Regions from separate parts of the Homo sapiens genome. Here region 1 is linked to region 2. Evidence: chromatin contacts called from ENCODE Hi-C or POLR2A ChIA-PET data. All regions are on one chromosome and are shown on one strand. The core of a region is the stretch at or near the end of the contact, and the rest is flanking DNA. Distances in the headings are between cores, read along the strand shown. Region 1 holds the start of PSD4 (pleckstrin and Sec7 domain containing 4). Region 2 overlaps LINC02966 (long intergenic non-protein coding RNA 2966).

Region 1 (4,560 bases), core at 747-3,246, 220 kb after region 2:
TTCTGTAAAATAAGGAACCAAGACCCAATAAAGCTATACTTCACAGGTTTGTTGTAAAGTTGGAATGGGTCTGAGTGCTGGGCCTGGCCCTTGGTGGGTGCTCAGGAAATACCGTGTCCTGCTCAGTTTAATTTTGTTGTTTTGCTGTCCATTTAGAGAAGCCAAAATTAACAAAAACAAACAAATAGCCCTCCTGGTCAGGCTCAGCTCTCAGCCTCCTCAAGGAGTCAGCCCTGAACCTTCATCCGGAGGGTGCCTGTCTCTGTTTCCCTTTTTGAGCTTCCAGACTCAGCAAGCAAACGCTCCCTCCTTTTACCCTGGAAATGTTTTCCCTCCTATGGAAAAGGTATGAAGGCTTCTGGCCGGTCCAAGGACTTAGGAGGTGACCTGTCCTGTCCCTCTGCAGCCCGAGAAGCTGCCGAATTACAGATGTTGCTGCAGGCAGGAACCATGAGTGGAACTCCCTGGCCTGGAGCTGCAGGACAGAGGCCTCTGTCTGAACCTGGGGTCTGAAGCACCGTGAGAGAAATGACTCGAGAAGGCCCCACATCCTGCCCACACAGAAAGAGCCATCATGCAAATTTGCACGCACACACACACACACAGAGAGAGAGAGAGAGAGAGAAGACAGTGCTACTGAAGGCCTGTGGTGAGGCCAGCAGAGGCTCAGGAAGGGAGCAGAGGATGGCGGTCTGAGGTAGGCAGAGAGTATCCAGGGGAGAGATCACGGGGGTAGGGACAGAATGACAAAGGGGACCCAGTACAGCTGCTGCCTGGGGAGGACAAAGACCCCTAGGGGGCTGGGGCCAGGCTGGGCCTCTCCTCCCTGGGTCCTCTCACCCCACATCCCTCACCCCTTCTGTGGGTCTCTCCCCCTTCCCCAACAAAGAGCTCAGCAGCCTGTGTTCTGATCCCCATGCTAGGCGGTTCCTTGTCTGTAGGAGGAGGGGGCCACGGGATGCTCTAGAGTCCTAGGCAGCTGGGAGACAGGCCTGCTTGGGGACCACTTTTTAAAGCTGGTCCAAGGTCCAATGAACGGAGGAGTATTTATCATCAGCTAATGACAGGCCACCCTTCCCTGCATTCTAGCAGAGGAGTGACTTCAACTGTGGAATTTTAGGCCCTGGAATAAGGGGGGAATGGCAGTGTCAGGGGACTTTCCCTCCATGCAGCTACCTTCACTATAACAATAATGACTACAGTGGGCCTTAGTTTCCTACACAGGCACACTTTGAGAGTTCAGTGGTTCCTGTTGCCCATCAGGACAACAGGCCTAAGCCAGAGCTAAACCAGTAAGGAGGGTCCCCTTACCTCTCCTCGAGCTTCTCCAGGATGGTCCTGGAAGGCAAGATGAAGCTGGGAGCCCCCTGATGGCCAAGTTGACTCTGAGCTCCTGCAGCAACCACACCCAGAGCCACCCCCACCCCAAACCCAGGCCTTCCAGACTCCCTCTCTCCAGAGTCTAGGGTCGAGAATCACTTGGGACCTTTGGCCACAAAAGCCCCCACTGGGTACTCAGCCAGAGCAGTCACTGGGGACGCAGTGACACTCACAAGAGGATTAGCAAGGAGCTTCCTTCACCCTTCACTATTGCAGACCTCCAGAGGCTCTGCGGGGAGCCAGGGAAGGGAAACAACAGAGGTCCGTGGGGCCAGGGCAGGGAATCAGAGAAGGGTCAGATGAGGAGGGGTAGGCTGAGGGAGGAGGGGGACGGGACACAGAGCAGGAAGGGGGAAGGAGGGGCCTAGCCTAGCCCAGGCTCATGGCAGGTGCACACGGCACTGCCAGAGCCCTCGCCTCTCCCCTGCCCACCTGCCCCAGCCCCTGCCACAAGGACCCACATGTGACTCTCCACATTCCCTGCTCCCACAGGTTCCACCAGCCCCAACCTAGGCAGACCCACTTAGCTCACCTCCAAAGGACCCAAGAATGGATGGCTTGGCCTGGGCTCCCCAAGAGCACTTCCTGGCTCACAGTCGGCTTGCCCAGTGAATGTGGCTGTGACGGCTGGAGCTTCCGACTTCCGCTCCTCCTCACCACAACACACACCCCTCCTGCTCCCCGCCGCCTCCCCAGGGTTCCCTAGCTGCTCAACACCTCACACTTCCTGCCCACAAGATAAGAGCCTCTCTTCCTAGGCCCAGCGCCTGCAGCCCCTTTCCCCATGCCCCTGCTCCTTGGAGGCCCCCACCCTGCACACCAGCCTAGAAAGAACCTGCCATGGTGGAACTGGCCTCTCCCTGCCATGCAGGGGCCTGGGATTGAAAGGGGAAGGGGCCGAGGCCTGGTTGGTAAGCAGGCCCCACCTCCTTCCTCCCTGCGCTTCTGCCCCAGGTTCTCAGTCTTGCTCTGGCTCTTGGTCCCCTGCAGGGCACCCAGTGAGAGACAGGAGGGCCCTAAGTTGGGCAATTTCTGGTTTTAAAACAAATGACATTTCAATTTTTGTGTGACTATGTCTCATGTCACTGGTAATAATGCAAATGATACAATTGCCTTTTAGTTACAAAGTTTCTCCCAATAGTACCTCAATCCCTCCTCACACCTACTTTATGAAGCATTAATAACCCCATCATACAGATCCGGATCTGGAGGCAAGCTCAGAGATGCTAAGCCACTGCCCAGGGTTGCACAGCTGGAAAATTACAAAGCTGGGGTTAGAATACAGAGCCTGTGACTATATGAACCAAGGGACCTCCATTCCCCGTGGCTGAATTCCCAACACACGTCCTCAGGACACCGGCCGCAGTGTCCACAAGTGTAAGTGAGGCTGGTGGGGAGCGCAAACACCATGCCATTCTCCTCCCTCCACACAATCTACTTCCTCAACATCAATGACCGTCAACTTCTCTGCTGAGGCTCCACCACTCCCACCCTCCCTGAACTCTCGTCTTCATGATTCCAGCTGACCCAGAGACTCCCTCACTTGCATGTCCACACAGCAGTGGGGACCAGCCACCCTGACCCAGAGTTGAGAGGGTCGGGCTCTAGCTCACCTACAGCCGCACCCCTCCCTGCAGGGTACAGAGTCCACAGGAACATACCAACATGGAGCCCGTGCACCCTGCTTCTCCACCACACTCTGCGTGCCCCAGATCCCGAGACTCTCCACTTCTGGGGCCCAAATGGCCTCCTCCCCATGTGGGCACACAGCACCGCTGCCCTATGCAGCCTGAGACTGGGTGAAGCGCTGGCAAGAGTCCTGATAGCAGAGACGGGAGCAGGTAGAGAGAGCTCAAACCTTTGGGCAGGTCACCCACCCACATGCACGTGTGATACAGAGCAGGGTGGGGAAGAGAAAGGGAGGTGGAGCTGTGGCGTGGGCCAAAGGCTGGGGTGGGCTGTGCTGTGGCAGCAACATTCAGAGGCGGCTAAGAATCCTCCTTCAAACCTGGAGCTCCAGGCCATGATGAAAGTGGGAGGTAGGAGAATTAGGAGAATAGACACTTTTTTTTTTTTTGAGACCAAGTTTCGCTCTTGTTGCCCAGGCTGGAGTACAGTGATGCCATCTAGGCTCACCACAACCTCCACCTCCCAGGTTCAAGTGATTCTCCTGCCTCAGACTCCCAAGTAGCTGGGATTACAGGCATGCGCCACCACGCCCGACTAATTTTGTATTTTTAGTAGAGACGGGGTTTCTCCATGTTGGCGAGGCTGGTCTCGAACTCCCAACCTCAGGTGATCCGCCCGCCTCGGCCTCCCATAGTGCTAGATTACAGGCGTGAGCCACCGCACCCGGCAGGACACATTTTATATGACAGTTTGTGAGCTTTAGTCTTAACTTTCATGTATTTGGACATATCAGATGGGGTCCTCCACTCTCCACTTCCCAGGGCTGGCAAATGTTGGGGACATGCTTATCTCACCAGCACTTCAAACTCAATGTTTATAAGGCAAACCTGGTTCCTTCTCTTCTCCAAGCTCTTCTTCCTCATATATTTCAGGTTTTACAACTCTCTCTCTCCATCAAGCTGGGTAAGTCAGAAACCTGAAGTCACCAAGACCTAAATGCAAACCCTCCACTCTGGGCCCCAGCCGCTAGGGGTGTCTCCGGAACATGGCCAAGGCTCAAAGTCAGCACCTGCTCTGTGCAGGCTCTATGCTACAAGCCGCTGACCTATCAGGAATAAAACACATGACCCCTGTGGAAGCTGAAGCAACTCCATCTTGGAAGCTAACCTGCCACATTGACTTAACTGAGTGACCCCAGTTCCAAGGCAGGGCCTCTACAATTTCCAGTTTATCTATTGTTTCCTGTGTAAGAGCAGATACTTACTGTAAGTCCGTAAGTGCTACTCGTAGGTCAAACAACCTTGATGATATCACACTTCAATTGTCTTATAAATCCCATCTGAACCACTCCTACCCTATGGTATATGAGCCCTGGGTTTGGGTGCTAATGCGGGGATCCACCATCTCATCTCATTGCCGCCTGAGACACCTACATGGCTTCTGTTGGAAAGTCCCCTAGCTTTCTCAGCCTCTTTCTTCAACTTCTCAACTTCCTCAGACTTTGGGGTAGGTTTGCATAGGCCTGTCTACTGCAGAACAACTCCTGTTCTC
Region 2 (4,623 bases), core at 404-2,903:
AAAACCACAATGAGATACCATCTCACACCAGTTAGAATGGCAATCATCAAAAAGTCAGGAAACAACAGGTGCTGGAGAGGATGTGGAGAAATAGGAACAGTTTTACACTGTTGGTGGGACTGTAAACTAGTTCAACCATTGTGGAAGTCAGTGTGGTGATTCCTCAGGGATCTAGAACTAGAAATACCATTTGACCCAGCCATCCCATTACTGGGTATATACCCAAAGGACTATAAATCATGCTGCTATAAAGACACATGCACACGTATGTTTATTGCGGCATTATTCACAATAGCAAAGACTTGGAACCAACCCAAATGTCCAACAATGATAGACTGGATTAAGAAAATGTGGCACATATACACCATGGAATACTATGCAGCCATAAAAAATGATGAGTTCATGTCCTTTGTAGGGACATGGATGAAGCTGGAAACCATCATTCTCAGTAAACTATCGCAAGGACAAAAAACCAAACACCGCATATTCTCACTCATAGGTGGGAATTGAACAATGAGAACACATGGACACAGGAAGGGGAACATCACACTCTGGGGACTGTTGTGGGGTGGGGGGAGGGGGGAGGGATAGCATTGGGAGATATACCTAATGCTAGATGACGAGTTAGTGGGTGCAGCGCGCCAGCATGGCACATGTATACATATGTAACTAACCTGCACATTGTGCACAAGTACCCTAAAACTTAAAGTATAATAATAATAAATTTTAAAAAAAGAAGTTACACGATGAAATTTTCAGTATCTAGAGGTATGAGAAATAAATGCATACCTAATTTTGAGAAATCCTGACTCTGAGAAGCACTTCTGCAGTCCCAGTAAAAACAAAGTAGCAGCAGCCCTGCTGAGGTGATGCTGGGCTCATTCTCCATGGGAAAGACTGTGCAAGTCTGCAGCAACAGGTTATGAGTGTGGCAGCCCCAGAACAAGGGCACGTTGGAGACAGGGTGTAGCTAGGGAAATTGCGTGGTGCACATTTGAGGGTAGCAAATTATTTCTATGAGGCTCATATTGTTAGCAAGGAAGGACTTTTTTTTTTTTTTTTGAGATGGAGTCTCACTCTGTCGCCCAAGCTGGAGTGCAGTGGCAGTGATCTCAGCTCACTGCAACCTCGCCTCCCGGGTTCAAGCGATTCTCCTGCCTCAGCCTCCCGAGTAGCTGGGACTACGGGTGCGTGCTACCACACCCAGCTAATTTTTGTATTTTTAGTAGAGACGGGGTTTCACCATGTTGGCCTGGATGATCTCGCTCTCATGACCTCGTGATCCGCCCGCCTTGGCCTCCCAAAGTGCTGGGATTATAGACTTGGGCCACAGCGCCTGGCCGCAAGGAAGGACTTGTAATGCCCACCCTCCTAGTTCCATACAAACACACACATGCACACTCGCTAGGTCCAAAGAGTGTGATGAGGGGAAAATAGAGACATAGTTGCAGCGTCTGGATTAGGGCTGAGCCAGCAGGAAACATTAATCAGGGCATCAGGAAACCAGAGTTCTATTCTAAGCTCAGTTTGTAACGTCTTTGTGGACTTGAGCAAGTCACTTTCCTATTCTAAACCTTGTTTTATTTCCTTTGCAAATGAGGAAGTTGAAATACGTGATCTCAAAGATTCCTCCCAGTTCTTCACCTCATGAGACAAATGTAAATCAAGTAACATTCGCTATTGTGATTAGAAAAACTGCATTTACACAGGTTAGCCACTAGATGGGGACGTGCGATTGTTACGTGGCTGAAGGTTTCCTGTATTTCTTTATTTTTTATTTGGCCGCTAGAGGGCACGCCTGCCCTGCACTTAAAGCTGACTACTTTTAAGGAAAGACAAAGGAATTCTTGGATTTCTCCATTTTCCTCATCACCTGTGCTTATCAGAGAATTCCAGGGGCAAGCTACCCTTTCCAATTCATCACTAATTTATAAACAAAATAAGGAGTAAGGAATGCTTCTTACTTACTTCCTATAACATATTTAAGAATGAATGCTCAAAACGAAAGTAATTTATTTAAAACTTGTGTTGAGTCATTATGACTGCAAAATTTTTGCTCATGTTTTTCATATGCTATTCACTTGCAAATTATTAGAACTCTACATGTTCTGTTCATCTCAGCATTATTTATAACAGGGAAAAATTAGACACTAGCCAAAAATCTAAAAACGGGACAGTAAGGAAAAAGCAAATGGTTCTTTTAATCATCATCACTAAAAGTGGTTGTGACTTAAAATAATGACATAAAAGATGCTTCTACATTGTTGAGTAAAACATCAAGATAAATTTAAAATTATATTTCAAGCTTAACATATTCATTTAAAAAGAGAAAAGAAATTTTAGAGAGTTTATCTTGTTGGATTATCAGATGTTATTTTTCTCTTTTTAATGCCATATACTTTTCAAATTTTCAGTGGACTGGTATTACTTTTGTATTTAAAAAAGAAAAATATAAGGAAAAAGAAACCTGTCATGCACTTTCTAGTGGATTTTACTTACCAGTCATCTCTGTGTTTCTGGCATCAGCAAACTGAGCCAGAAACTCAGTGCCTCCCATTTCTTTTTTTTTTTTTAGATGGAGTCTTGCTCTGTCACCCAGGCTAGAGTGCAGTAGCTCAAACTTGGCTTGCTGCAACCTCTGCCTCCCGGGTTCAAGTGATTCTTCTGCCTCAGCCTCCCAAGTAGCTGGGATTACAGGTGCCCGTCACCGCACCCGGCTAATTTTTGTATTTTAGTGGAGATGGGGTTTCACCATCTTGACCAGGCTGGTCTCGACTCCTGACCTTGTGATCCACCCGCCTTGGCCTCCCAAAGTGCTGGGATTAACAGGCGTGAGCCACTGCGCCAGGCCGAATGCCTCCCATTTCTTGTATTCACCTTAAAAACTCCTGCAATGAAGGACTCCCTCCTCCCTCATCTAACCTATTATGTGTGTCGTGAGTTCTGACTATGATATCATTCCTGATGTGAAACCGAAGTCTCTCTAAGTCCATCCATTGGTTCAGTTCTGCCTTCTGACAGAGTCCACACCAGACTTCACATTTCTCCCAATCTTCTTTGTCCTACAAGGGCTTTCTATTCTTCAAGCTAAAGAGACACCAGTGATTCCGTTCGTTCATTCAGTTAACATTTAGGGGCCACAGCTTGTGCTATGTCCTGAGATTTGCCAATGAGCAGAGCTCAGAGTATTGAAAAGACAAACACACACGCCAGGCATTTTACTATGCTATGTTGTGTGCATGACAGGAGTACACAGGGCATCCAGGCACCAGTGAGAAGGGCCTTTCACCAGACTTGAGAGGTCAGCAAGGGTGCTCTAAGGAAACACCTTCTAAACCGAGAGCTTGAAAGAGTGAGACAGGAAAGCAGTAAGAGGGAGCGTTCTGAGGAGGAAATCTCCGAGGTGGGACAGGGATGCGTGTGGAGAGAATGCCCTTCCCATCTCCACTCTTCATGAGGTCTCTATTCTGTCAGGGTCTGTCTGCCCTGTGAGCTGTTGAGGACAAAAGCCGTTTTATAAACATTTTTATTTCCTCCCTCTGTTTTCCTTAAACACCTAGCCCGGTGCCTGGAACATAAGAAGCCGTAATGAATTTTTGTTAGATAAGTGAGGAGTGCTGAGTAGAGCAGAAATGTCACATGCCTCAGTTGAAATATGGGTCATCAGTTTTCTTTCTTTTTTAACATAGAAGTCAAGACTTGATGATCTCTGAGAGCTTCAAGATACCATTAAAGATATAATCATCCTCATGTACTTGAGCTTTGTTTTCACCCATTATGTTATGACTGCTGTCCATTGTTCCATGTCGCAATTCTCCATCTTTCTTTATTTTCTTCCATTTCAATTAACTCATTTATTTACATGTGGGAATGGAACATATAACGTAAAATCCACAAGTAAGACTTCCCAGATCCTCAGCTTCTTTCTCGGCATTAGCCACTGTTTCCAGTTTCATGAGCATCTGCTATGGTTTGAATGCATCCCCTCCAGGAATCAAATATTACAAATATGATAGTATTAAGAGGTGGGGCCTTTTGGAGGTGATTAGGCTATGAGGGCTCTGCTGTCATGAATAGGATTAGATTTGCTTAGAAAAAGGCATGACGGAGGAAGTTAGAATCCTTTTGCCCTTCGGTCTCCTGCCTTGTGAGGACACAGCACTCCTCCTCTCTGGAAGAAGCAGCCTTCAAGGCGACATCTTGGAAACAGAGACCAGACACTTACCTGACAATGAACCTAATGGCCCCTGGATTTTGGACTTCCCAGCCTCCAGAACTGTGAAAAAAACAAATTTCTGTTCCTTATAAATTACTCAGTCTATGGTATTCTCTTATAGCAGCCCAAAACAGACAAGACTCTAGGAAATCAATTTGTATTCAGCACATCAACAAAATTATTTACAAATGGGATTCCCCCCAATAGGTGGGTGTCACTAAAGAGAGGTGCCCATAAGCATGAGACAATGACCACGTGGCACGAGCAACGAACTACGATGAATGAGCACATGTTACCACCACTAAAGACAAAACTTACATGATAGATGACAACAAAATAATTTCTTATTATGAATTTCTCATTGCATCCCTCCATTTAGTCAGGAATCTGGCTCTGACTCGCACCTG

What was found. A loop is a pair of places that touch in the nucleus more often than their neighbours do. ChIA-PET counts read pairs that join two places held with the same protein, here RNA polymerase II (POLR2A). Pooled maps may share reads with other maps.
Region 1: a pooled map shows a loop between it and region 2 (5-fold over the local background). The contact joins the promoter of PSD4 here to the enhancer-like site in region 2. A Hi-C loop is called at or near these places in 6 of 50 pooled maps. POLR2A ChIA-PET finds 5 or more read pairs at or near these places in 5 of 52 experiments (AG04450, CD4-positive, alpha-beta T cell, H1 and 2 more).

The regions. Positions count from the first base shown.
Region 1 is chr2:113,171,407-113,175,966 of GRCh38, reverse strand. PSD4 (pleckstrin and Sec7 domain containing 4) reads right to left here and starts at 1,996. Exons shown (of 17, transcript NM_012455.3): 1 at 1,913-1,996. LOC124907872 (a long non-coding RNA gene) reads left to right here and starts at 199. Exons shown (of 2, transcript XR_007087197.1): 1 at 199-697; 2 at 3,942-4,560. RefSeq lists enhancers at 1,424-1,513, 2,134-2,303, 2,354-2,423, 2,653-3,153, 3,154-3,654.
Region 2 is chr2:113,387,606-113,392,228 of GRCh38, reverse strand. The region is part of intron 2 of LINC02966 (long intergenic non-protein coding RNA 2966); the gene reads right to left. Among named protein-coding and RNA genes, the nearest start is that of ZNG1B, 48 kb to the left of the region's middle. Within about 2 kb of position 1,653, at least 3 of the 41 ENCODE cell types and tissues checked have a DNase peak (open chromatin) inside an H3K27ac peak, as active enhancers do.